2 separate regions of the Mus musculus genome follow, and region 2 is linked to region 1. Evidence: chromatin loops called from intact Hi-C (ENCODE). Cell type or tissue: heart. All regions are shown on one strand. Each heading gives the region's core, and the rest is flanking DNA. Links, peaks and the distances in the headings are about the cores only. Region 1 overlaps Igdcc4 (immunoglobulin superfamily, DCC subclass, member 4). Region 2 overlaps Igdcc3 (immunoglobulin superfamily, DCC subclass, member 3).

Region 1 (5,371 bases), core at 137-5,136:
AGAAGCCAGACTTTACCACTGTCAAGATTGTCAACTACACTGTACGCTTCGGCCCCTGGGGGCTCAGGAATGCTTCCCTGGTCACCTACTATACCAGGTATCAGTGAGGGGGGAGTGTAGCTGGGGTGGTAGACTAGCGGGTTCAGCTGTGGTGAGGCCACACCCAGGATCTACACAGATGTCTTTTCCGTGACTGCTGACCTGGGGGGTAATAATGAGGGATGGGATTCCCCCATCCCTCAGTGGCAGAATGTGTGGTCAGCCTTTGGTGAGAGTGGATGCAAGACTAGAGGCTTCCATCCGTTGGCTGGCACCCTGCCGGCCCATCATTCGGAAGATAGCTTAAGGAGCTGCTGTTCTGATTGGGAAGACACCCTGTGAAAGCCAACAGAGAGAGAAACTAAGCTGAGGATAGACACTTCAGGAGCGATTGGTCCCCCAGGTGCAGAATAACTTAGATTAATTCGGGAAAGCGTCCCAGAGGAGAGAAGGGCTTGCTTTGGAGATGAGACATGGAATAACATATGTCCGGCCTTTCTGTGGTTTGCCTGGCTGTGTGTGGGAGGGGAGGTTGTGGGCCCAACAAGCAGCTCCCTCCAGGGTGGGGCCTGGCTGGAGGCAGGGGCTTCTGTCTGGGGTTCTGCCTGGCTTGAGGCCTGTCTGAGGGCACTAGTCCTATCCCTTCTCCTGGAAGCTCTGGAGAAGACATTCTCATTGGCGGCCTGAAACCATTTACCAAGTACGAGTTTGCGGTACAGTCCCACGGAGTGGATATGGATGGGCCCTTTGGCTCCGTCGTAGAACGCTCCACCCTGCCTGACCGTGAGTATCCACTGCCCGCTCCCCACCTGTGCCACCATTTGCTGGGTCTGAGGAAGGAAGAAGAAGAGGAGGCTGTGCCCTCATCCCCTTAGTTAGGGCTGTGTCTCTGACTCTCCACCCCTTCCCCTGTGCTGCAGGGCCTTCAACACCTCCTTCTGACCTGCGCCTGAGCCCCCTGACACCATCCACCGTTCGGTTACACTGGTGTCCCCCCACGGAGCCCAATGGTGAGATTGTGGAGTATCTAATTCTCTACAGCAACAACCACACCCAGCCCGAACACCAGTGGACACTGCTCACCACAGAGGGTAAGGACGCCCACCCCTGCCTCCTTGCCCTTTTGTTCCAAGGGTCTCTGGGATTGGAGGCTGAAGCTACTGTCTGGGTGCAAAGTTGGTTTGCCCATGGTGCTTTGGCCTCCTGCCACCCTGTCTCCTCCCACTTCCCACCACAGGAAACATCTTCAGTGCAGAGGTCCATGGCCTAGAGAGTGACACTCGGTATTTCTTCAAGATGGGAGCCCGCACAGAGGTGGGGCCTGGGCCCTTTTCCCGCTTGCAGGATGTGATTACTCTGCAAAAGACATTCTCAGGTACCAGGCAGGAGGGAGAAGGCCCTTGGGACAACTGGAGGCCCCAAGACCCCTGGATTGGCTCCCAAGGCCCTGCCTTCTGGAAATTACATTTTCTTTACTTTGGAACCCTAAGGTGTGGGGGATGGAGAAGCAGTGACAGCTTGATAGAGGGACTGTCATAGCTTTGAGGGGTCTTTTATTATTTTATTCTCTCTGTGTGTGTTTGGCACAGTGCATATGCGAAGGTCAGAGGACATCAGAGAGTTGGTTTTGTGGGGATCTTGCTTTGCCTGGAGGGTTGGGTGAGCTCCTGAGTTCTGTGAAGAAGTGGTCAATAGGCTGGATAGACACTCACAAGGGCTCAATTAAGATACAAAATGAGATCCCAGGGCTCCTTATTGTAAATTATTGAAGATGTGAAGATGAGCCAGTGGGGCATTAGCCACACATAGGACTGAGGAGCATGAAGCCCTGAGTCCAAATGCACACACACACACACACACACACACACACACACACACACCGTAAAACTTGGCTGTGGCTGCTGTAATCCTTGCTGAGGATGCAGAGACAGGATATTTCTGGGGCTGAGAGGGACTGGGGAAGTCACGTGATGTAGACCTCTGATCTCCACACTACATATACATGCCCTTAGATGAACATATACAGACATGACACACACATGTGTGCACCTAGAGCCCACCTTGGTTATACATATATACACCATGAGAGCCCTTGTTGCCAGGAGGAAAACAACTTCACTGAAGAGCTGATTCTATAGAGTCCAGTTTTGTGAGGAGTGGCAGGTTCTGTACAGCAGGGAAGACCGTGGTGGACTCAGTATGAGGCCCAGTAAGATCCCGTGGCTCTCTCTATTCCAATCAGAAGGGAGTGAGCTTCCAAACCAGGTGTGAACCAGGTGTGGTACTGCACACCTTTGATCTCCGTCCTGGTTTATGAGCACTGCTTCCTTCTGACCTGGAGTCACACTGTTCTCCCCCGCAGACTCCTTGGATGTGCACGCCGTCACGGGCATCATCGTGGGTGTCTGCCTGGGCCTTCTCTGCCTCCTGGCCTGCATGTGTGCTGGCCTACGACGAAGCTCCCACAGGTGAACCGGGGAACCACTGAGACCACTGAGTTACCAGGAAGGGCTGCAGAGTGGACAAAGGAGCGTGTCCTTCCCTGCTGCCCCGGAAGCCCCAGTATAGATAGGGCTATGGAGCTGGAGTGAAGTTCAGTGCTACATGTGCCCCCATGTGAGGCCCTGGGCGTCATCCTCAGTAGCACAAAACAAGTGGATAATTTATTTATTAGGATTCTGAGATGAAGGATTGAGGTGTTGTTCTCATGAGAATGTAGAATAAACTTAGGGAAGCCCCAGGACTCCCCACCTCAGTAACAGCGGGCTGAGCTACCTGTGGGCTTCCCTCATGGCTTAAATGGAAATGGCCCATCTCGCCATACAAGGAAGCGTGCCATCTGAGGGGTCAGGCCGAGTGGACTTGTATTCCTTCCTTTCTGTTTGATTGCACCACACCAGGAAACCAAATCCACTCTTGTCCGACCCATAACTTTGTTCTGTTGATCACAGGGAAGCCCTGCCCGGATTGTCCTCCTCAGGCACCCCAGGAAACCCAGCGCTCTACACAAGAGCTCGACTTGGGCCCCCCAGTGTCCCTGCTGCCCATGAGTTGGAGTCCCTCGTGCATCCTCGTCCCCAGGATTGGTCCCCACCACCCTCAGATGTGGAAGACAAGGCTGAAGTACACAGCCTTATGGGTGGCAGTGTTTCAGATTGCCGGGGCCACTCCAAGAGAAAGGTGAGACTGGAGTCTCTTCAGGTCAGGGACTCACACGAACCCATTCCCAAATCAAACACCAGGGGGCACCAGAGCACAACTTCTGACGGTGAGATGCGCTCGCGCGCACACACACACACACACACACACACACACACACACACACACACACAGGCACTGAACCATACAGAGAAAGCCTGTCCATACCACCTGGGAGGATCCCAGAGCTGTGTTTTCGAGAGCACCCATACTTCTCTTCACTTACCTAATATGGAGAAAAGAGGCTGGTCACTTTTGCTGTGGCCAAGTAGGGCTGGCCCCAGAATAAGGTGAAACCCCATAGGCCAGGTGTTCTGGGGGCACACCCTGACCAAGTGGACAGTCAGTCTTCCCATCTCTTCACTTTCCTCTGCAATTAGAAAGAGTCCAGCAAGCTTGGGAGCTTTGGATTTTGCACATCAACTGTTGTTAGGCTTATGGGTCCGCCCTTCCCATTCTCCCTACCTCAGTTCTCACCTCTGTCCCGGGGTGGGGCTTTAGTGTGGAGTTTAGTGTTATCTGGAGATAACAGGGGTCCACAGGTCTGGACCCTGCATGCCCATACTGTCTTCTTCCTTCTCTGCAGATCTCCTGGGCTCAGGCAGGGGGACCAAACTGGGCAGGCTCCTGGGCAGGCTGTGAGCTGCCCCAGGGTAGTGGTCCAAGGCCGGCTCTGACCCGTGCTCTGCTGCCTCCAGCGGGAACCGGGCAGACACTGCTGCTGCAAGCCCTGGTATATGACGCCATAAAGGTTGGTTGGTGCTGTTTGAGAGGGAGGGAGAGGCAGGATGGGGAGGCAGGAGGGAAAGTCCCCCCTCCATGCACTTCCAGGGACAGAAGTGTATTTGAAAGACCTTGTAGCTTCCAAAGGGGAGTGGGTGACAGGAAGCCAGTGTGGAGCTTCTTTACCTGGTCCTAAGTGACTTACAGTAGACTTACAGAGTATCTGAAGGTGGCCTTAGCCCCTTAGATACGGCCAGCGCCTCCTTGTCTTCGTGGAGGTTCTGGGTCTAGTACTTTCTGGTAGCCTGAGTGAGGGCAAACGTGTGACATTCTGCGTTTCTCATCTCTGCCAGAGCCTGAGCGTCGTCTCTTCTTAGGTGGAACAGTGCTTGTATCATCTAATGGGGAGTCAGCCTCTCCCCCCGCCCCCCAATATGTTGGTCATTTTCTGAAGACCATTCTCAGTGGTGCTCACCTAGCCTTTTGTTCTCCACTCTGCCAGAGCAACGGGAGAAAGAAGCCGTCCCCAGCCTGCAGGAATCAGGTGGAAGCTGAGGTCATTGTCCACTCCGACTTCGGTGCATCCAAAGGATGTCCTGACCTCCACCTCCAAGACCTGGAGCCAGAGGAACCACTGACTGCAGAGACTCTGCCTTCCACGTCTGGAGCTGTGGATCTGTCTCAAGGAGCAGACTGGCTGGGCAGGGAGCTGGGAGGGTGCCAACCAACAACCAGTGGGCCAGAGAGGCTCACCTGCTTGCCAGAAGCAGCCAGTGCCTCCTGCTCCTGCTCAGACCTCCAGCCCAGCACTGCTATAGAGGAGGCCCCTGGGAAAAGCTGCCAGCCCAAAGCCCTGTGTCCTCTAACAGTCAGCCCAAGCCTTCCCAGGGCCCCTGTCTCCTCTGCTCAGGTCCCCTGAGCAGAAGGCAGATATGGCTCAGGAACATGCCATGCATGGCTACACATGTGTGTACTAGAGATATCCATAAGTCCTTGGAGCCTCTTAGGGTCCTTTGGCTGGGGTTGGGGAGAACTTTACTCTCCCTCATATTCTGCATCACATACAGGAGGGACTTGAGACACAGCTCTGTGTAATGGACACGTGTGAAGTCGTGTGTGTGTGTGTGTGTGTGTGTGCTGGTTGAGCTAGGAAACCTCTCCCTATGTAGCACTCACTGTGGCCTAGTTGACCCTCCGTGGCAGGATGGTGTAACAGTGATCAGTGCCAGCTCTTTGAGCTTTTAGCCTTGTCACCTAGCCTTTTATTACACTCTGAGAGTGTCTCCAGTGCTGTGTCTACAAAGACAGCGCCAGCCCCTCTTCTGTCAGCTGTGCTGAGCAGAGTGCCAGTCAACTCCACGGGCCTATGACACCGCAGCCTACCACAGCATGGCTGTCATCCCCCTGGCCT
Region 2 (5,371 bases), core at 84-5,083, 55 kb after region 1:
GGCTGTAGCTAGGTGACCATGGGGGCTTACAGAAATAGAGATGAAACTGGTCAGAAAGAAAATGTGAAACAAGCCAAAAACAAGAGGAAAGCTGTTCCTTAAAGTATAAATCATCCCAAACTAGTCGCATCCCTGCCTGCCACCTGAACTCCGGCTCCTGTGTCTGTCCGCCCTTGTTCTGACCTTCTCAGACAACCCACTGGCCACCTGCATCCCTATCGTCCTCCCTGCCTGGGTTTAGGGAAGGTGGGACATAACCTGTCTCCTGTTCTCCCAGACACAGGGCCCAGTCTCTGGAATGTATTGCATTGTGTGGAGGTGGGTGCTCTCCCATAGAGGCACACCAGCTTTCTGGGACCCAGGTAACCTGACCTGCCCAGTCAGCAGGGGTGGCCAAGAGTTATTTTTTTATGAGGTGTGTTTACGTTTTATTTCTCTTTTCTGTTGTATTGTTCTTTGAACTACTTAGGTTAAAAAGTAAGAAACAGAAAGGAAAAAAAAAACCACAAATACCTATTTTTGGTTACACTCAGAAACATTTTTTTAAATAGCAGAAGAAAAACTTTTTTTAAAGAAAAAAAAAAAAGGTTAAGTGTATTCTTTAAAAAATGAGGTTAGAACATAAAGTCCCTGACCCCAAATCCTCTAGGGATTCCCACCCTGAACTCTAGAGAATTAGCTAAAAGGTAGAATTTGTGGCGTTTCATTAGAAACCCAGACTCTTGTCCAAGTGGACTTGGGAAGGGCAGTCTGTCCCTTCTCTCAAATGGTAGGTGGATTCTAGGGCTCTTCCCACTCTGAGCCAGTGTCCTCTGTCCCCAAGTTGCTTCTCTGTGGCATCCCATTTTTCTTTGGTCAGAGAGGCTAGGGGAGAGGGGGCTGGCAGCCTCTTTGGCCTGACTTGGTTGGGTTTGTCACAGTGGATTCATTTTAACTGAATAAAAGTACTGTTGCCAAAGTGAACAGTGAGGTTTTTTTTTTTTTTTTTTTTTTTTTTTTTTGCTACAGTGTCAGTTTCTGGGCGGATGTCAGAGGGGTGGGGGTAGGGGAAGGACCCTCACAGGGCCTGAGATACTAACAGCCAAACTGTCCAAATTGTGTGAGGCACCCACAAGTGGACACAATGTGGGCAGGTCACATGTCCACACAAGGTTTTGTGAAGTAGCTGTGCTGGTGACCATCATTTTCATTATTAAATACATAATTCAAGGAAGGGGAGGAGGCAGGTCATAGCTCATTTGGCAGAATACTTGCCTAGCATGCACAAAACACTGCACTCCATCCCCAGCACTGCATAAACTGGGCTTTTTTTTTTTTTTTTTTTTTTTTTTGGTTTTTTTGAGACAGAGTTTCTCTATGTAGCTCTGGCTGTCCTGGAACTCACTCTGTAGACCACGCTAGCCTCGAACTCAGCAATCTGTCTGCCTCTGCCTCCCAAGTGCTGGGATTAAAGGCGTGTGCCACCACTGCCTGGCTTACAATCTTTCTTAAAGCAAGTCAGGAAGGCTGCTCATACTTAAGGAATTGGGACAAGAGTCAAGGGATATGTGGGCATATTTTAAAAACAACCATGGAGTCATATTCCTCTGTAATCCTTGTGCTAGTGTCTTAGTCAGGGTTTCTATTCCTGCATAAACATCATGACCAAGAAACAAGTTAGGGAGGAAAGGGTTTATTTGGCTTATACTTCCATATTGCTGTTCATCACCAAGGAAGTCAGGACTGGAACTCAAGCAGGTCAGAAAGCAGGAGCTGATGCAGAGGCCATGGAGGGATGTTCTTTACTGGCTTGCCTCCCCTGGCTTGCTCAGCCTGCTCTCTTATAGAACCCAAGACTACCAGCCCAGAGATGGTCCCACCCACAAGGGTCCTTTCCCCCTTGATCACTAATTGAGAAAATGCCTTAGAGTTGGATCTCATGGAGGCATTTCCTCAACTGAAGCTCCTTTCTCTGTGATAACCCCAGCTGTGTCAAGTTGACACAAAACTAGCCAGTACAGCTAGGAAGCTGGAGAGAGGCAGATCCTAGGGACTCACTGGCCCACCAGCCTGACCTGGTCCAAAAGATGAGTCTCAGGTTCAGTGAGAACTGAAGGAAAAAAAAGGCAAAACAAACAAACACAGACAAAAAAAATAAATCAGGTAAAACGCAATCAAGACCCCCCCCATCACCACTTCTGACCTACACACATACACAACCACATATGTACACACATAGTTACATACACATGCGCGTGCACACACGTAAGCATGCTGCCTGTATCATCTAGGGGCAGGAAGATCAGTTCTGGGTCATCTTCAACTAAATAGAGAATTTGAGGCCAACCTGGGCTAGAGAACCTGTTAAAAATCAAACAGGAGGTGGCAGGTGAAAAATGGTCTGTCGGGTAAGGAGAATTGCCACCAGACCTGATGACCCTGGGACCCACATGGTGGAAGGAGAGAAGTGACTTATTACCACCCCCCTCCAACCCCGCACTCCCCCCCTACCCACCCACTCCCACTTCTTGGCCCTGGCGTTTCCCTGAGAAGTGACTCTTGCAAGTTGTCCTCTGACCTCCACGGACACACTATGGCATGCACAGTCATATAGATACACATATAAGTAAGCAAACAAGACTTAAGTTGGTGCAGGAGAGCAGCAACTGAGGCAGAAGGCTCTCCTCTGACTTCCCTGGAGCCAGGCCTGGCAGTCTGGTAGCCCTGCACTTAAAAAGCTGGACCGCGACATGAGGACTTTTGCTGCCACCTTGTGGAACCAGTGAACACTACAGTCATTGGGATGGGTGTGTCTTATTAAATACCAGGAGCAGTCAAAATGTGCTTTGCCCCCTGTAAAAGTGGTGCAGAGCATGCCTCTATGAACTCACAATACAAATAACTCACAAGTGGATGCAAGCTAGTAACACTCTGTGAAAAGAGAAGGCAAGGCGTGGGATTGTTAACATTGTAGATTAAGGAAGGTTGTGTGGGGAAATAGAAAAGACAGGGAGAGCATTCAGGACAGAAAGCAAGACAGGAGCCAAGGTTGGAGGTGTGGCAGTGTGGGAGGCTGTCATTCGCTGTGTGGGGTGTGGCACTTAGTTACACAAATGGAAAACTTGTAAATGGAATGACCACTAGACTTCCACAGCATGTGCTCTTTTCAGGGTTGATGGTGCCTGGGATCTGCTCCGGGAAGAAGGGGGTTCAGTGAAGTCCCTCATCCCAGTAACAATGATGACAGCAGTCTTTTTAGTCCATGTGTTCATTTACAGTGGAAGAAGACAATATGTATGTCATGATGCATGTGTGAAGGTCACAGGACTATTTATGGAGTTTGATCTCTTCCACCGTGTGAGTCCCAAGGACTGAACTAAGACCATCATATTTAAAAGCCATTTAAAAGACCATTCTTATCAGATGAAGAAGCCAAGCTCCAGAGAAGTGAGGGGAGGATTCAGGGCCTGACTCCCAGATTCCTTGTGCTAAGCAGGCTGCTGCCTTGACCTGTGCTTCCAGAAGGAAACCTGGAGCATGGGATAGAAAGGAACTGAAATAGAGTGGGTTTTGTTTTGCTTATTATAATTTTTTTGAGGTTATAATATAATTACATCATCTACCCCTTTCTTTCCCCCCTCTAACCTTTCCCCTGCAATTCCCTTGCTCTCTTTCAAAGTCATGGCAATGTTCAATTGTTGGTGTGTGTGTGTGTGTGTGTGTGTGTGTGTGTGTGTGTGTGTCACATTCCTAAATATATAAATACAACCTGCTCATTCTGTATGTTGCTTGTGTGTTGTTTGTTTGTTTGTTTGTTTGTTTCAAGAATGAGGAGATCCTGGCCTACCTGACACGCTTCCTGTCCAAGGACTATGAAGTATATCATAAAATGGGACAGGGAAACTCATTGTCTGAGAACAGGCCAGGGACAATGCTTTATGTCCATAATTCAAGATGTCCTCACTCCTGCATGCCCATAATCCCAACACTTGGGAGGCTGAGGCAGGCGGATTTCTGAGTTTGAGGCTAGCCTGGTCTAAAGAGTGAGTTCCAGGACAGCCAGGGCTACACAGAAAAACCCTGTCTCAAAAAACAAACAAACAAACAAACAAACAAACAAACAAGGTGTCCTCACAAGAGGCAGGGGTGTTTAAGAGGACCAGCTAAGGTTTATAATCCTGGCTCTGTCACTGTCCAGCTGAATGACTGGTGGACACACCCTGATCTCTGTTCTAATTTCCTCCTGCATGGGTAGCAGGAGGAGTGAACTAGTCGGAGTCCATGAAGGCCTCGGGGCTGAGCACACTGTCATTATTATTAACGAGGAAAGAGACTAATGCTCTATTCCCATCACCAAGCTCAGCTATCTAAGACAACAAGGCCTTGACTTCTCCCGGGCACGCTTTGCATTAAGACCTCTGGGACTTTTTGCAGGCTGTGCCTTCAGTCTGTGCCGATCAGCACCATGGTCTTGGGAGCTCTTTTCCCATCCTCTCCAGCTAGAACCCCTTCTGTGCCTTTCACTGCACCTTGTTTAACTCTCTCATACTGAACCTCTCCTCTGAAATGCACAATGGGCTCATCTTCAACTGCTCCGGAAAGTTAGGGTTCAGTTTCCCAAAGGCAGAGAGGGCCTTTGTCACTTTATGATCTGACTGAAGCAGCAGTTGATGGATGCCCAGTGAAAATTGCGGAATGAGAGAAAGGAAAAATAAAAGGAGAAGAAAAAAAAAATGCAGAAGATGAACAAGAGATGAAGTCAAGCGTGCCCGAGGCTGGGCATATCAGCACACACCTTTAGTCTCAGCGTTTGGGGGAATGGGCAGGCAGCTCTCTGTGAGTTCAAGGCCAGCAACATTTAAGTCTCAGGCCAGCAAGGACTGCACAGTGAGATCCTGTCTCTCAAAACAAAACAAAAGATAAACCTGGGCTGAAATGGTGGTGTACCCCCCAACCCCTGTAGTGTCAGCCCTGGGCTACATAGCAAAAATACATTCCCAATAATAACAGTAGTAGTAATAATAATAATAATAGGGCTGGAGAGATGGCTCGGTGAGCGAGAGTGCTTACTGTACAATCATAGGAACCAGAGTACAGACCCCAGTACCCAAGTAACAAGCCTGTATCCCACATACCTGCAGACACACATGTACATCCACATCCACTGCGACATGGACACACATAAACATTTAATAGTAAAAATAAACAAACAAGCTTGCTTCCGCTACTAAAGGTGCGGCACTGGTAGAAAGACACTTAGGGTGTGTGAAGCCTTGGGTTCCAGCCCCAGCTACTGTCTAACTTCTTAAGGGAAATGAAAAAAAAAAAAAAAAAAAAAAAGCCCAGGGGGACATTTGCAGTTTAACATCCCCACCCCCAACCTCAGCTCCCT

Evidence for each region. Hi-C counts contacts between places; a loop is a spot of excess contacts. Peaks named below come from ENCODE experiments on the same cell type or tissue, not always from the same donor. Only the 100,000 strongest peaks of a DNase experiment are listed, where the experiment ranks them.
Region 2: it touches region 1 in a loop (7-fold over the local background); 35 of 42 quality-filtered maps call a loop at or near these places.

The regions. Positions count from the first base shown.
Region 1 is chr9:65,130,650-65,136,020 of GRCm38, forward strand. Igdcc4 (immunoglobulin superfamily, DCC subclass, member 4) reads left to right here. Exons shown (of 20, transcript NM_020043.3): 13 at 1-97; 14 at 695-822; 15 at 960-1,130; 16 at 1,277-1,414; 17 at 2,402-2,507; 18 at 2,991-3,219; 19 at 3,824-3,988; 20 at 4,463-5,371. The coding sequence ends at 4,879. Among named protein-coding and RNA genes, the nearest start is that of Igdcc3, 7.8 kb to the right of the region's middle. In heart, for the core only: a CTCF peak has its summit at 3,241 (motif pointing right); a DNase peak (open chromatin) is centred at 3,262; H3K4me3 peaks cover 348 bases; H3K27ac peaks cover 331 bases; H3K27me3 peaks cover 1,615 bases.
Region 2 is chr9:65,186,069-65,191,439 of GRCm38, forward strand. It overlaps Igdcc3 (immunoglobulin superfamily, DCC subclass, member 3), which reads left to right. Exons shown (of 14, transcript NM_001357257.1): 14 at 1-963. Among named protein-coding and RNA genes, the nearest start is that of Gm40527, 4.5 kb to the right of the region's middle. In heart, for the core only: a CTCF peak has its summit at 2,758 (motif pointing left); a DNase peak (open chromatin) is centred at 2,723.